Regions from separate parts of the Homo sapiens genome. Here region 2 is linked to region 1. A link is a loop called in an ENCODE intact Hi-C map of the cell type or tissue named here. Cell type or tissue: Calu3. All regions are shown on one strand. Links, peaks and the distances in the headings refer to the core of each region. The heading gives the core; the rest is flanking DNA. Region 1 has its middle 28 kb from the start of DCP1A. Region 2 overlaps CACNA1D (calcium voltage-gated channel subunit alpha1 D).

Region 1 (5,379 bases), core at 103-5,102:
GAGTCTCACTCCTGAAGCCCAGGCTGGAATGCAGTGGTGCCATCTCGGCTCACTGCAACCTCCACCTCCTGAGTTCAAGTGATCCTCCCACCTCAGCCTCCCAAGTAGCTGGGATTACAGATGCCCACCACCACGCCTGGCTAATTTTTGTATTTTTAGTCGAGATGGGATTTTGCCATGTTGGCCAGGTGGGTCTTGAACTCCTGGCCTCAAGTGATCTGCCTGTGTTGACCTCCCAAAGTGCTGGGATTATAGGCGTGAGCCACTGTATCTGGCCAGAAGATGATTCTTAAGGCACCTCAGAAAAGGATACCCTAATTAGAATGGAAGATTTGAAAGATGGTAGAATAAAGGATTTTCTATATGGAGTGTTTTTTGCCCACCCCAAAGCCACAGAGTAAATTTTGTCTGCTCCTAAGGTTAATTATATTTCTGAAAGAAGTGATTAGTTGATGAGATGAATCCTGTATCCCCTCCACCACTCTTCACCGTATCCAAGTCTGGACTTCCCTTTGGTTTGGTTTTGTTTTCAGTGTAAGATGAGTGTCAAGTATCATTGTATAATATAAGTCAAATCTTAATTTAAATGTCTTTTTGTTGATCAGCCTTGTCAATGGAAAAGTTAATTCTCTAAAAAAACTGAAAGAAAATATTTCAGGGTTTTCAGATTTTCTGTGCTAATTGAACTTATACTGATATACCCACAAATAGCCAACTTAGCTGAGATTTGGCATATATGTTAAAAGTAAGAATGAATTAAAAGCATGTTGTGACACTGCTGGTAATGTAGATATACTTGGTATAGCAAAATCGGGGGACTAAATCATTATTGCAATGCTTTTTTTTTTTTGAGATGGAGTCTTGCTCTGTCTCCCAGGCTGGAGTGCAGTGGCGCAATCTACGCTCACTGCAAGCTCTGCCTCCCGGGTTCACGCCATTCTCCTGCCTCAGCCTCCCCAGTAGTTGGGACTACAGGCGCCCACCACCACGCCCGGCTAATTTTTTTTGTATTTTTAGTAGAGACGGGGTTTCACCATGTCGGCCAAGATGGTCTCGATCTCCTGACCTTGTGATCCGCCCGCCTCAGCCTCCCAAAGTGCTGGGATTACAGGCTTGAGCCACCGCGCCCGGCCCTATTGCAATGCTTTTTTACCTGGGGCCTGTGGATGGTCCTTAGAAGTTCTAATGAATGCCTTGGTATTGAAGGCAAGATTTTAGGTGTCTGTGCTTTTGTCACCGGAGAGGATTGGTAGCTTTCATCAGATTTTCAACAAAAGGGTCCGTGTCTCACAAAAAAGTTAAGAACCACAGACATTTGAACATACTCTGTACATTGGACTTAAAAAAAATTGATCAAAAGTAACTTACCCTAGCATCCATATCTTCTCTTTCCACTCTGAAAGGCTTAGAATATTAGATATTATAAGATGTACAACTTAACTTTCTATTTAGAATTTTAAATCCCAATGCAATGGCTATAAAAATTATTTCATGAATAAAGAAAGTCTGTAAAAATGAGACACAGTGGGGCCTGGCGTGGTGGCTCATGCCTGTAATCCTAACACTTTGGGAGGCCAGTGCAGGCTGACCACTTGAGGTCAGGAGTTTGAGACCAGCCTGGCCAACATGGTGAAATCCCATCTCTACTAAAAATACAAAAATTAACTGGGAGTGGTGGCATGTGCCCGTAGTCCCAGCTACTCGGGAGGCTGAGGCAGGAGAATTGCTTGAACCCAGGAGGCAGAGGTTGCATTGAGCTGGGATCATGCCACTGCACTCCAGCCCGGGCGACAGAGTGAGACTCCATCTAAAAAAAAAAAAAAAGAGACATATTGCTTTTGACTATGGGATGGTCTTAATAATGTGGATGAAAATTTTCCTGAGATCTGGTGGACTATGTGGAGGAAGAGGGTGTGTTGGATGGCCCCAGTAGTGCTGTGGGTGAAAAATGTCACCTGGACGCCACTGGGAGGCGCTGTGGTACAGGGAGTGACAGGAACCCAGTGTCTACTATTGCCTCAGCTTCCAACTCCCGGGAGACCTTGGACAGGTCACTTAATGTCACTCTGGGTCAATTTTGTTATCTGCAAAATAAAGTATTCTTTTCTCAATGTGTTTCGATGAGACTAAGATATGACAAATGGCAAAGCGCTTTTCTTTTTTTCTTTGAGACGGAGTTTCGCTCTGTCGCCCAGGCTGGAGTACAGTGGCGCGATCTTGGCTCATCACAACCTCTGCCTCCCAGGTTCAAGCGATTCTCTTGCCTCAGCCTCCCGAGTAGCTGGGATTACAGGCGCACACCACCACACCTGGCTAATTTTTGTATTTTTAATAGAGATGGGGTTTCACCATGTTGGTCAGGCTGGTTTCAAACTCCTGACCTCAGGTAATCTGCCCGCCTCGGCCTCCCAAAGTGCTGGGATTACAGGCATGAGCCACCTGCATGGCCTGGCAAAGCACTTTTTAAAACGTGCACCATGACCGTTAAAATAAATATGTAGATAAAAATTGCCAAGATATATTAAGACTGAGGTGCAGAGTAGTAATTTATAGCATGATGGGTTTTGTGTATGAATTTTTACTCAAACATATAGGTGATATATGCAATTTTTTTCTAGAAAAATAAAGAGCTGTGGTTATCTTTACGGAATAGACTAGGACAGGGGAGGGAGGCTTTACTCTTCATTTTATTATTTCTATTAAAAATATTAACAGGGGGCCACTGCTGTGGTTCCTGCCTGTAGTCCCAGACTTGGGAGGCTGAGGTGGGAGGAGCTCAGGAGTTTGAGGCTGCAGTCAGCTGTGATGGTGACACTGCACTCCAGCCTGGGCAACACAGTAAGATCCTGTCTTAAAATATATATATATAAGCCGGGTGCAGTGGCTCATACCTGTAATCTCAGCACTTTGGGAGGCTGAGGCGGGCAGATCTCCTGAGTCCAGGAGTTAGAGACCAGCCTGGCCAACATGGTGAAACCCTGTCTCTACAAAAAATACAAAAATTAGCCAGTTGTGGTGGTGTGAGCCTGTAATTCCAGCTACTCAGGAGGCTGAGACACGAGAATCGCTTAGCCCGGGAGGTGGAGGTTGCAGTGAGCCAAGACTGTGTCACTGCACTCCAGCCTGGGCGACAGAGTGAGACCCTACCACAAACACACACAAAAAATTAAAAAAAAATCATATATATGAAGTATATAAAAATATATACTATATAAAAATATAACTATAAAAATGTATGTATAATATATATTTTATGTAATATATAATATATATTGAAATATATATTAATATTATATATTATTTATATATTAATATATATCTGTACAGCGGGATTATGTTTTGTTTTCTCTGTCATTTCCTCTTGAAAAACTAAAAATAATTTTAAAAATTGAAAGACTCTTGGGAAGAGGGTACTGTGTAGTTGTTAGGTGGGACTGTTATTAATGAAGAATAATCATAGCTGATTTAAGGCCTGATCATAGGAGAGTGTTTACAGGAAGATGCTGCCCAAGGATGAGGACGCATCACAGATTCATTCTCTGGGTCCCTTAAATAGAACAAACCCAGTGACAGTTTTCCTCCCCTAAGAAATCTGTGTCCCTGGCATGCTGTCCTGTGAGACCATGCTGCTGGATTTATTTGCAGCTAACTGCTTCATGCCAGCACCGCTGGAGAGCATTGCCCCAGCAACTGTCCCCTCTCCCAGTTTTCTCCCCTTTCCACTGGATCATTCTCTCCTCACATGCAGGCCTTCCCTAATTCTTGCCTTTCTCGCAGAAGTCTTTGCTTCTGCCTTTGTAAGTTGGGGTAATAATGATGTCTAGGGAGCCTGGTGCATAGTAAGTGACTCTAAAAATAAAAGCACTTATTACTGTTGTGCACTTGAAGTTAAAGGAGAAGTTTCTGGGTTCAGCCCCACAGTAGTACCCTCGGAGGGGTGACTGAGGCCTCTGATTCTTGGTAGGACAGGCACTGCTGGTGAGCTTGGGTGCCTAGCTCCTGCAAACACAGGGTTCCGCAGAGGCCTCATTTTCAGAAAACCCTGTGTTGACCCTACCTTCTTTGTCTCTTTGCTTTCTTTCATTCATTGGGTTCTCTAAAGAGGATTCTGTACTGTACTGTCTCTCTCCAGGTCCTCTCCTCCCATTCTCTCTTTCAGCTTTGTTTTTTTATTGAGACAGAGTGTTGCTCTGTCACCCAGGCTGGAGTGATTGGCATGATCTCGGCTCACTGCAACCTCCACCTCCTGGGTTCAAGTGATTCTCCTGCCTCAGCCTCCCAAGTAGTGGGATTGCAGGTGTGTGCCACCACACCCAGCTAATTTTTTTGTATTTTTAGTAGAGACGGGGTATTGCCACGTTGGCCAGGCTGGTCTTGAACTCCTGGCCTCAAGTGATCCACCCACCTCAGCCTCCCAAGTGCTGGGATTACAGGCGAGGGCCCCTGCGCCTGGCCCTTCCTGCTGTCTTAAGGCCCCAGGGCTGGGGCATCTCTGCTCTTCTTCATACTCACTCTCCAGGGGCCCTCTTCCAGTCTCAGGGGCTTAAACCCCATACACATATATGGCATCAACTCCTAAATTTGGACCTTTCCTCTGATTCCAGAGCTAATCTATTCATCTACTCTTGGATGTCTAATATGCAATACAAAATCAACACGACCAAAACAGGACTCCCGAGTCACCACACCTTCCTGTCCTTCAACTTGCTCATCCCATAGCCTTCCCTCTAGTGGCTCAGACCAAACATTTTGTCGTCATGCTTTACTTCTCTGTTTTTCTCACTCCCTGTATTGCATATATCAGCAAATCCTCTTGGTCCTCCCTTCAAAATATATCCAGAATCTGACCCCTTCTCATGATCACAGCTACCCCCTTGTCTAAGCCCCTTTAGCTCTTGTCTGGGTAATTGCAATAAACTCCTCATTGATGTCCATGCTACCATCCCGTAACAGAGTATTCTGAGCAGCTCAAGAGATCACTTTATTTTTATTTTTGATTTGTAGTCATTCCATTTAACTTTAATTTAATTTTTTTTTTTTTTAGATATGAGGTCTCACTTGTTGTCCAGATGGGGCTGGAACTCCTGGCCTCAAGTGATCTTCCTGTCTTGGCCTCCCAAAGTGCTGGGATTACAGGTGTGAGCTACTGTGTAATTTTTATTTTAGATTTGAGGGTACATATGCAGGTTTCTTTTCTTTTCTTTTTTTTTTTTTTTTTTGAGTCTTGCTCTGTCACCCAGGCTGGAGTGCAGTGGTGTGATCTCAGCTCACTGCAAGCTTGGCCTCCCAGGTTCTCGCCATCCTCCTGCCTTAGCTTCCCGAGTAGCTGGGACTACAGGCACCCGCCACCAAGCCTTGCTAATTTTTTTGTAGTTTTAT
Region 2 (5,379 bases), core at 311-5,310, 140 kb after region 1:
AAGGGAAGCAGCCACGCTCATTCAGAGCAGCACTTTCTAGGAAGCACATCCAAGGAGGAATCTCCAGCGCAGGTCCTTGTGTAAGGTACATTGTTGGAGCACAATGAGCCATGTCTTCGCCGTGCTTTTGTCGGGGTCAGAAATGCCGCGCAAGCAGATGGTCCCTGCATTCATGTTTTTCAGGGGTCAGGGTACGACATTAAACTGTGGTATAATGAAAATGGAAGTACTTCTCATTTCTATAAAAACGCTGCTTTTTGATTATATAAATTAGTATAGGATGAAAGCTGGGAAGATGAAAAAAGAGTAGTTTAACATAGCCATTATTTAATCATTCATAAAGTACTTTTTAAAGCATTTATTACGGGTAAAATATAGTCCCATTAGACACATTCCCTCTTTGTGCTAACTTGGTTTAACTCAAAATACAAAGGGATACAGGAATTTATGCAAAGAACATCCTCCCCTGCCCCCGTAAAACCATATTTGAATATATGTGGTTTTATTATTTTACTCTAATGTAATTTAAATAAATGACCAATATTTTTAAAAATAAGAAATCCTTGAATATTCTTCAGTAAATAGATAACAACAGGGTATAATGAAACACTGTTTATATTTAAATGACTGCTTTGAAACGGTGTGAAAGCAGCTTAAATGGGTAAAATGCTGCCCTTTTATGTCAGTAATTAGCCCCTTGGTCTTTTTTCACGATAATGCAAAATTGTACTTCTCTGTAGGCTTACACAAATTCTGAATTATTGAAATATAAATTAATGGTGAATCTTTCTAAAGCTCTTTTCAGAATTTTTATCTGGTGGGAGTGAAATTAAAACATCCAAAATTCTAAATTAGAATGTGGCAAAGTAGAGACAGCCAGCTAGAATTTGGTAAAAGACAGGTGTTTAATAAATCTTTTCCTAGACATCCATGGGTTGGTACTAGTGTGGTGGGGTAGAGAAAGCTTTGGCGTGTTTTAGGTTGGCCAAATGAATCAGTTAATTGATGTTATTAAAGCCAGGTGGGACAATAGTAGGTTAGACCGCCTGGTTTTGATTGACCCTGAATGAGGAATCACAGACATGATGAGGTTGGGATTGGAGAGGACATCAGAAACCTCCATATGGGTCTGTTCCTTTTTCAGACCCGCCAGCATGACCTGCCCTGGGTTACACAGTGAGAGACGAACCGCATGGGGATGTAGGGCAGAGCATCTGTCTCCCAATCTGTTTTCTTCCTACCCACCTCAGTTACAACTATGACTCCAGGTTGAAGTTGGGCATCTCCTATCTGACCAAGGGACAGGGTCTAAGAACAGCAGGGGCAGTGATGACAAAAGATTGTCTCTTTAAAGCAAGCTGGGCATTGAGTCAACTTTTCATTATCTCTTCAATTATTTTCTTTGTGTAGTATTAGGTCGGTGCAAACCTAATGACGGTTTTTGCCATAATACATCTTCCGAAAGATAGTTTCCATCACCTCTCCCTCCCCTGCTTAATTTCATAAAATACTTTATTGCTTTCTTCATACATACCAACCTGTAGAAATCATTTGACCATAGATTGCCACATTTATTTTATGGAAATAGCCAGGGCACAGGCCAGCGGATGTAGTAGGGCAGGAGAGAATCAGCAGAGCTGGCTAACAAATGCAGTGGGTCTTTCCTCAGTTTCTTGTTTTTGTGTGGTTAGCTTGCCCTGTCTTTCTGACTATAACTGGAGGCACAGTGGTTATTGCCTTTGTTACTAGCTGACATTGGCTGACATTGCTGAGCTAGGTGGGCTTTCTATATAGGGTCCTGTGCTGAATAACAGTGTTTCAGTTCATCAGCCAAGATCAAAGTCGGTGGTCCCATAAGATTATAATGGAGCTAAAAAATTCTTGTTGCCTAGTGACATCGTAGTCATTGTGCCTTTGTAACATTGTAGCACAATTACTTTATTTTAAAAATAAATTTGGTAGCCAGGCGTGCCTCACACCTGTAATCCTAGCACTTTGGGAGGACGAGGTGGGCAGATTGCTTGAGTTCAGGAGTTCGAGACCAGCTGGTGAAACCTCGTCTCTACCAAAAATACAAAAAAATTAGCTGGGCGTGGTGGCACACGCCTGTGATTGCAGCTACTCAGGAGGCTGAGGTGGGAGAATCACTTGAGCCTGGGTGATGGAGATTGCAGTAAGCCGAGATTGTGCCACTTTATTCCATCCTAGGTGACTGAGACCCCGTCTGAAAAAATAAAAATAAGTAAATTCAATGTAGTCTGAGTGTACGGTATTTATAAAGTGTATGGTAGTGTAGGCTTTCACATTCACTCATCACTACTGACTCACTCAGAGCAACTTCCAGTCCTGCAAGCTCCATTCATGGTGAGTGCCCTCTACAGGTGTACTGTATTTTGGCTTTTATACAGTATTTTTACTGTACCTTTTGTATATTTAGATACAACTGGTGTTATAATTGCCTATAGTATTCAGCACAGTCACATGCTGTACAGGTTTGTGGCCTAGCAGCAACAGGCGATCCCATATAACCTAGGTATGTAGTAGGTGGTACCATCTAGGTCTGTGTAAGTACACTCCGTGTTCACACAGTGATGAAATTGCCTAACAATGCACTTTTCAGGACCCTGTTGTTTATACCTGTTGTTAAGCTATGCATGACTGTAATCTCCTCTAATTCCCATTTAATCTTTACCATAAACCCACAAGGGAGATACTGTTAAAAAAATCCTCATTTTACAGGTGAGGAAACAAGGCTAGAAATGGTTATATTGCTTGCACGAGGCCGTGCTCCTGGTAATTGGCAGGGCCAGGATTCACACCCGGACTTCTGACTCAAGCGCCCACGCTCAAGTACTAGGCCATGAAAGGGAGTCCAGGCTCACAGGCTGATGATGCCTAAACACCAAGCGGAGGAGGGTATGACCAAAGGGCAGAGCCAGAGAGGAGACCATGGGGGAGCTGACGGCAGAACCTTTTGGGGGCGTGGGGGGTGGGGGTCTCTCTGGCTAGGCTTCACATTCATGCTTTTGATTAGTGATTGGAACCAAGGTCTGGGGACTGGCATAGAAACTTTCCAGGTTAGGATTCAGTCCCAGCTTTGCCTTTCACTGGCTCTGTGACTGGGTCAAGCCCTTTCTGCATCTGCTCTTTCTCTGTGGAAGAGGAAATAAAATGGCTAAAGGTGTTATCACAGGCCCTGGCTCCTAGAAAGCACTGTGCTGTGAGCCAGAGGTTTAAGATGGGCTTCAGCCTCACAGCAGTCCTGTGAGGTAGGTGTCGTTAGCCTTAGCTGTAGATGAAGAAACTGAGGCTTGGGAAGACCAGCCGGCTTGCTCTGGGGCACCTGGTGAAGAGCTGGCTGGATGGAGGATTGGATAGTGATGGGTCCCTCCTGCCATACTAGAAGAGCTTCCTGGACAGTTTGCTTGGATTGGAGTTTAATTTCTAAAGCCATTTTTTTAGGTGTTCTTACCAGACTGAGCTAGTGCATCTGTCCCACCGAATAGCCTAAGACTTTAGTGGTCATAGAGGGTTTTGCAGCGGATCTGGTGAAGAAATGAACTGAAAATGAGCCTGCTGGCCATAGGAGGGCCTAGACCTGGACCATACCCCATCATCATTTAGACAATAAAGGGTGGTTAATTCCCTTGGAACACCAAGGACAGAGAGGGGGCTAGTTTAATGGTCAGGATCTGATTCTGCTGCAGCTAGAAGACTGAAGCCTGCCTCTACATGGTGGTCCGGGGTAAAAAGTTCAAAGCTCAGCACACTACCCACAAGGCTTGGTGGTTTCTTTACGTGTGACTTTCTCAGCCGACTTGAAATCCACCAGGTGTCTCTTGTTCTCTGCTTGGCCCAGGTGGGAGCCCCTGATTGTCTCTTGACTTAAATGTTGCTCAGAAGAGGAAATAAAGCAGGAGCTAAGGAGCACAACGATGTCAGGGGGATTCTGGCCCGATGGTCGTGCAGTTCCTAGATTTGGAGTCGTGAAAACAATCACTAACACCTGCGTGGTCAGGGACGGCCTATACGGCACTTCATCATAGGGTCTGATTTTTATCCTCACAGCAGCCTTGTGAACATTGCTGATATTTGACACACCAGGCAGCCAAGGTGTGGGGCAGTTGAATGACTTGCCCAAGAGCAAACAGCAAGTAAGCAGCAGAATTAGGATGTGGACCTCTCCTGCCCTTTCTGCCACACTGTGTTCCTCGTGTCATGGAGTCCTCCCTGCAGGTCACTCGGGTAAGAGACCAAGGCTCACAGATGGGAGCTGGCTTGCCAGAGCTAGGGCTCCTCAGGACCCAGGTGATGGGCTTGCTTCTCTGACATGTGGTCCCTGACCTCTGTTTTCTCACCTGTAAGATGGGGATCATAGCATTATTAATAGTCATGTTGTTGAGAGGATTAAAGGCGATTTTGCAAGGGAACCCTCTGTGAACAACAGATGCTGGCCCATTGATTTCCTTGTGCATCTAGTCCCACTTTCTCAGGCATTTAGGCTCTGCCCTGCTCTGGCTCTCTCTCTCTTCAGCCTTCCACCGTATCAGGAGAGTGGAGACTCTGGAGGAAGACAGATCTTGGTTTGGTTTCTAGGTTTGATGCTGACTGACTGGGTTTGGGAATGAACAAATGATCTCACCTCCCTTGGTCTGGCTTCCTCATCTGTAAAACAGAGATAATAATTCTCATCTCACTTTTCATGTGGGATCTTTGTGAGGAGTCAATACAAATAATGTGCGAGGGAGCTCTCATTTACCAGAAGGCATTAGTTAACTGGTCAAGAATAGTTCAAGAGAGTCTTACCTCCCAGTGAAGTTTAAGGTTTGGCAGTATCTGAGCACTGGGGGAATCTTTTCCTATACCCCCCTTGAAGTGCCATAGGGTTTTGAGAATCAGTCACACGGCACACCTGTTAAATCCCTGTGTTCTTCCATGATTGCTGCCTTTCTTTGCCTTATGATTTTTTCCCTTATTGTGGCCTAGTCCACGGAGGTTGGAAAGAGGAGTGTGCCCTTCCCTTCCCTTCCCTTTCCTCAGCAAGGGGCTAGTTTCTACTCATAGCTCAGGGCTCACCCACAGCATAGCGCTGTGTGGAAGCCTGGTGGGGGCACTGGGTGAGTGGTGCTGCAGCAGAAAGGCCTCCTGCTGAGACGCTGAGGTCAGCATTTTCAGCGGCAGGGAGCCCTGTGACTGAAAGCAGAAAGACCAAGTACAGTGTGAGGACTCGGGTTGGTGTTTGTGGCCACATTGATGGCTTCATGGAAGTATGTTCCCCTCTGTGCAATGAACTAGTAGGGCCTGTGTCTTGGGGCCTGCACCTTTTGATTGCAGGCACCAGGCCCAGCATTTTTTCTGTGTTGCCTATCTGGACGACAA

Evidence for each region. Hi-C counts contacts between places; a loop is a spot of excess contacts. Peaks named below come from ENCODE experiments on the same cell type or tissue, not always from the same donor. Only the 100,000 strongest peaks of a DNase experiment are listed, where the experiment ranks them.
Region 2: a loop joins it to region 1, with 6 times the contacts of the local background. A loop is called at or near these places in 7 of 110 quality-filtered maps.

The regions. Positions count from the first base shown.
Region 1 is chr3:53,373,227-53,378,605 of GRCh38, forward strand. No RefSeq gene overlaps it. Among named protein-coding and RNA genes, the nearest start is that of DCP1A, 28 kb to the left of the region's middle. RefSeq lists a silencer at 2,008-2,057. In Calu3, for the core only: a CTCF peak has its summit at 1,987 (motif pointing right); a DNase peak (open chromatin) is centred at 1,995.
Region 2 is chr3:53,511,403-53,516,781 of GRCh38, forward strand. The region is part of intron 3 of CACNA1D (calcium voltage-gated channel subunit alpha1 D); the gene reads left to right. Among named protein-coding and RNA genes, the nearest start is that of CACNA1D, 19 kb to the left of the region's middle. RefSeq lists an enhancer at 441-942. In Calu3, for the core only: a CTCF peak has its summit at 2,372 (motif pointing left); a DNase peak (open chromatin) is centred at 2,359.